Linked DNA regions of Homo sapiens: region 2 is linked to region 1. A link is a loop called in an ENCODE intact Hi-C map of the cell type or tissue named here. Cell type or tissue: CD4-positive, alpha-beta T cell. All regions are shown on one strand. Region 1 has its middle 94 kb from the start of TECTA. Region 2 overlaps GRIK4 (glutamate ionotropic receptor kainate type subunit 4).

The links. Hi-C counts contacts between places; a loop is a spot of excess contacts. Peaks named below come from ENCODE experiments on the same cell type or tissue, not always from the same donor. Only the 100,000 strongest peaks of a DNase experiment are listed, where the experiment ranks them.
Region 2: a loop joins it to region 1, with 12 times the contacts of the local background. A loop is called at or near these places in 30 of 110 quality-filtered maps.

What each region holds. Positions count from the first base shown.
Region 1 is chr11:121,193,567-121,196,066 of GRCh38, forward strand. No RefSeq gene overlaps it. Among named protein-coding and RNA genes, the nearest start is that of TECTA, 94 kb to the left of the region's middle. In CD4-positive, alpha-beta T cell, CTCF peaks have their summits at 1,347 (motif pointing left) and 1,549; a DNase peak (open chromatin) is centred at 1,345.
Region 2 is chr11:120,932,883-120,935,382 of GRCh38, forward strand. The region is part of intron 13 of GRIK4 (glutamate ionotropic receptor kainate type subunit 4); the gene reads left to right. Among named protein-coding and RNA genes, the nearest start is that of TBCEL, 90 kb to the right of the region's middle. RefSeq lists an enhancer at 1,238-1,532. In CD4-positive, alpha-beta T cell, no CTCF peak of the experiment used is centred here; a DNase peak (open chromatin) is centred at 1,409; H3K27me3 peaks cover 276 bases.

The DNA.
Region 1 (2,500 bases):
TGGCACTGCAATCCAGCCTGGACAACAGAATGAGATTTTTGTCTCAAAAAAGGAGAACACCCCCACAATCTCAGTGACTTAACAAAGGTTTCTTTCTTACTCACACAAGTCGCCCCTGCTTTCATTGTCATCCTGGAATGGAAGTTGCTGGAGGCTTTATTATCCTTCAATGTTGTCAGCTCAATGTGTGGCTTCAAGATTCACCTTTGCAAGGGAAGACAGCCTGGAGAATCCCACCGTAGCTCTTCCGTGCTTCTGCCTGAAGTGACACATATCGCTTCTGTTCCCACTTCATTGGTCAATGACAGCCAGATGGCTGTAACTGACTTTTAGAGATGAGGAAGCACAAACATCCCGTGTGCCTGGAAGGCAGAAGAACTGGAAATCAGTGGTGATGGTGCTCACATTGCCTTTGAGTCCGTCACTTCTATCTGGATTAAAGAGAAATACTTCTACAGAACTGAAAACAAACGGGCCCTTTAGTTGACTTCCTGGAAGGCAGAAGAACTGAGAGATGATCCTGACTCTTCCACTAATTCTCTACTTGAAACACAAATTATTACATGCCTCAATACCTTAATTTTCCTCTAGGTAACATAAGAACATGAAGCTTCTTTTCATATGTTCTTATGTCACAAAGTGGCACTAGACACTTGAACTGGGGAACCCCACCCACTCTCCTACCCCCTCGAACCCAATCCCTTCTCTTTTTACAAAGAGAAGCCATATGATAGTATATGTTAAGATAACTTCAGAGCATTGCCTTTTCCTGCTGCTCTAAAAGATTTACTTGCGGGGTGAAGGGGTGAGAAAGTGCATGCTTAGCAAAGGTTGAAAACGAAGTTAATTGGGAATCTTATTGACTTGGTATTTGTTTGATATCAAAAGAAACATCTTGGGGTCTGACATTTGTGACCACTGGGAATTCTGTAATTAGTTTCTCAACCAGTAGTAGGTATGTATTCTACTCAAAATTCTAACGACAAAACTTGAGAGCGCTAATTGTTTAACATTGTCTAATATTCTAGCTATTTTTAGAACCATTTGACATTTAGTGGGAGCTTGAAATCTAATAAAATTTCTTTCAACCAGAGGAATTAAGTAATTATCAAAAGACAATCATGAAGGGCTAGGGTAATAAAAAATTACTTCTTTACTAATTCTGAATTAATTTACCATCCACCCTGTTTTGAACTTCCCAGCCTTTCTCCTAAAACTCAGGGGATCTCTACAGCTTGTACTTCATTGCAATTTGGGCCTGTTTAGAAGACCATGATGATATTTTGCAGTGCCCCATACGCTGACATCTGCAGCACAGTCCAGTGAAAAAGGAAATGAAACAGCGCCCTCTAGTGTCTGCTGTTTATTTTTGCATGAAGCTCAAATGTGTATTGAACCACACCAATCGAATTATGATTCCGGTCCCCCGCCCCACTACCACCCTGAAACCTTAGACGCAGGACATTATGAGAATATAGCTTTAGAAAACACATCAAATGCCAAGGACGTTTTCTGGAGAACAGTATGGGATTTATTTTTATGCATACCGTACGCATTACTCCAGGAAATACCAGCACTTGGCATCCCATGCAAATTTTGCCCTTAATATCCGTTTCTCTAATGTGTTGACAAAAATAGCTGTCAAGAAAAATTAAGTACCTCTTTAAGATGTTGAGAAATAAACAATCTGATCAAGAAAAACCCATGCAATATTTAGTGGTCTTTTCCCCCCAGCAGAATGTGAAATACTTTCACATGCACCTACAGCACAACGGCAATAACTCTGTTCTGACTAATGGAAGGCTCTGTTTGTGATGGTTTAATTATGTTTGCTGAAATACGACTCTCATATAAGACAACATCTCCATGGCAGAGGGACAGATCTCTGTGTCTATAGATAGAAATAAAATACAAAAGACTCATCATTCCATGAAGAACTCAGCAATCAAATTCTATTTGCTAAGGAAACAAATGGAGGAAGAATGTTCACTGTACATTTCGTTGTGTGTTTCTGTTTGCATCTAGCCTCTAGGTTAGCTGTTGTTTTGTTCAGTAGCATAAGATACTGATGGTGAAATAATTTTGAAATTAAGATAGTCTCCTATTGGACGAAATAACAATCCCTTACACAAATGTAGCATCTTTCATAACAAATGCTTTGCCACTGTATTTAATATTGTTCAGTCCTAGATCATGCTGCATTCTGACAGAGAAATTAGAGGAAAAGTACTAAGTTGAAGTTATATATATCCAAAAGTACTAACTAAAGAAGAACATAAACCTACTCATATATGTATGCTTTTATGTGTAGGTTTATTTAATAATTTTTAACTTCTAATGAGACATATTAGAATGATAGTGACCTTTTGAGCCTTTTAAGAACAAACAAACTTAGAATTCTTTATTTTCTCCCCCTAACTTTTGAATTCCTTTGTGGAATACTTTAGGGTACAAAAATCCACCGATATTGCCCTATTTTAATTGGGCAAAAATACATTAT
Region 2 (2,500 bases), 260 kb before region 1:
ACTGTAAAAAGGTCAGAGAAGAAAGATCTGGAAGCTGATCAGAGATAGAAGAGAGGATCTGAAAGAGGATTCAGAGGGAGCTGGAGAGGCCATTTAATTCATTCTCCCCAAAGGAGAATCATGTTTGGAGGAAGGGACTGGGGAGAATGACTGGCTTTCCAAGCTAGGTACTGGATTTTTCCCAGAGTTTTCCAAAGGACTGGACAGCATGAGGTCTGGGAGGCCTGGACCCCACATAGGTCCACATAGACAGACGGTCACACCAGAGAAGCACATTGTGTCAACACAGCTGTGCATGTGCTCCAGGTCACCCGGGAAAGGCCGCAGGGGCCAGAGTGGGGGACGCGGTGACCAGTTAGGGCTGCACATACACAGAACAGGTCTGCCTGCCTCCAAACATGCCCACAACTCATCATAAGGTCTCCATAAGCCCTTGCTAAGATGATCCTCATTGTCAAGTTCAGCAGCAGCATCATTGTCATCCCAACAGCAAAGACTTACTGGCTACTTACTTCAAACCAGGCCCCATGCTCAGCATTTACAGACATGGCCTCATTCATCTTCTCAACAATTGTAGGAGCTAGGTACTCTTATTATACCCGCGTTACAGATAAGCAAACTGAGGCTTAGAAAAAGTTGAATAAATGACTTGTCCAAGGTCATACAACAGGTAAGTGAGTGCGAGTCCAGGTAGTTCTAAGCCACACTGAAAACTAAGTTCAGTTACCCCCTCTACTGCCTTAATAGCCCCTTATTGATATGGCAGCGCTCTACAGTGTTATGATTTATAAGGCTCTTCTACAACCATCATCTCTTTTGACTCTCACATAATATTGATAGGCTGGTATTGCCCCATTTTACAGTGGAGAAAAATGAGTCCCAGAGAAGGGAAGTAAATTGCACATGGCCATTTGGACGGCAAGGAGCAGAGGCACTGGCAGTTCTCCTGACCCGTCCCATCCTCCCATTAGCATGGCTGTATGTAAGGGAGGGCAGCCAGGCCAGGTGGAGGAGGCAGGCCTGAGGCTGCAAGAGGTCATAGCCAGGCGCGGTGGCTCACACCTGTAATCCCAGCACTTTGGGAGGCCAAGGCGGGTGGATCACGAGGTCAGGAGATCGAGACCATCCTGGCTAACACAGTGAAACCCCATCTCTACTAAAAATATAAAAAAATTAGTCGGGCATGGTGGCGGGCGCCTGTAGTCCCAGCTACTCAGGAGGCTGAGGCAGGAGAATGGCGTGAACCCGGGAGGCGGAGGTTGCAGTGAGCCGAGATCACGCCACTGCACTCCAGGCTGGGTGACAGAGCGAGACTCCGTCTCAAAAAAAAAAAAAAAAAAAAAAAAAAAGGTCAGCGTCATGGTGCTAGGGCACTGCTGAGTGGGAGGGAGGGAATTTTGCCCGAAAGGGGGCAGCAGCTGTCTGAAAAAGAAGGGAGGGAGATGAGAAGGCTTTGCTGTCTTCGGATGCTCCCAGATCTGGTATTGCCGTTAGACCACTCCTCATGCCATTCTCAGGAAGCCCGGAGTGGGAGCAGGGGGCCCAGGCAGACGCAGACCACAGCCTTATTGTGAAGGCTCATCTTCCTCCCAGCCAGGCTCATGTCCCAGGAGAAGAGCAGTGGCCACGCCAAGCCTTCAGGCTTTGACAGAAATGGTGGCAGCTGCACGGCCCCTATTAATCTCCAGGAGGCCAAAGAGAGTATGTTTTGGAAGTCACCTCCAGGCTGGCTCCCGCCTGCCCTCCCCTTGTAAACTCTACAAACATCCAGGAGATAAAAGAGGGGATCTCTCAGAGGCAGAACACAAAGCTCTTCAAAGAACACTTTCAGTCAAAAATAGGGAGAGGAGAGAGGTCTTTCTCTCGGAGGGAATGTATTTATATACCCCTGTGGGGGCGCACATCCGCCCCATGCCACAGCCGGGCACATGGGATGCGTGGAGCACTCTCTGCTTCCCTTCACCTGTCCTTTTCTTTCTCCGGAGACCTACCCTGTGGCTCTAATGGTCCCAGCTTTTTCTGGTTTTCCATCCCCCCTGGGTTACGATTTTAGACCTGCCTTCCCCAGATGGCCCCTTCCTGAATTTCTTTCCCTAAAATCAAATGTCCCTGCTAGCTGCTGCTCTTCACTGACGAGTCTGGTCATCAGTTTCCTCCTCAGAGCGTTCAATACTGCTGACCGCCATCATCCACTTAAGCAAAGTGGGGACCACTCATGTAAGCGCTGTCTCTTCTAGTCAGGCACATTAAAGCAGGGGATTTGACAGCTGGAAAGGAGCTTAGAGAGCCTCTGCTTGAACCCTTTCATTTTACAGTTGAGGACACTATTCCAGACGGTGGAATAATTTGCCTAAGGTCGTGATGAGGTTGTGGCCCACAAGTGACAAGAGTCAGGGCTGCTTTTTGGTTTAAAATGTTAAAACTTTGGGAGGCCAAGGCAGGTGGATCACCTGAGGTCAGGAGTTCGAGACCAGCCTGGCCAACATGGTGAAACCCCGTC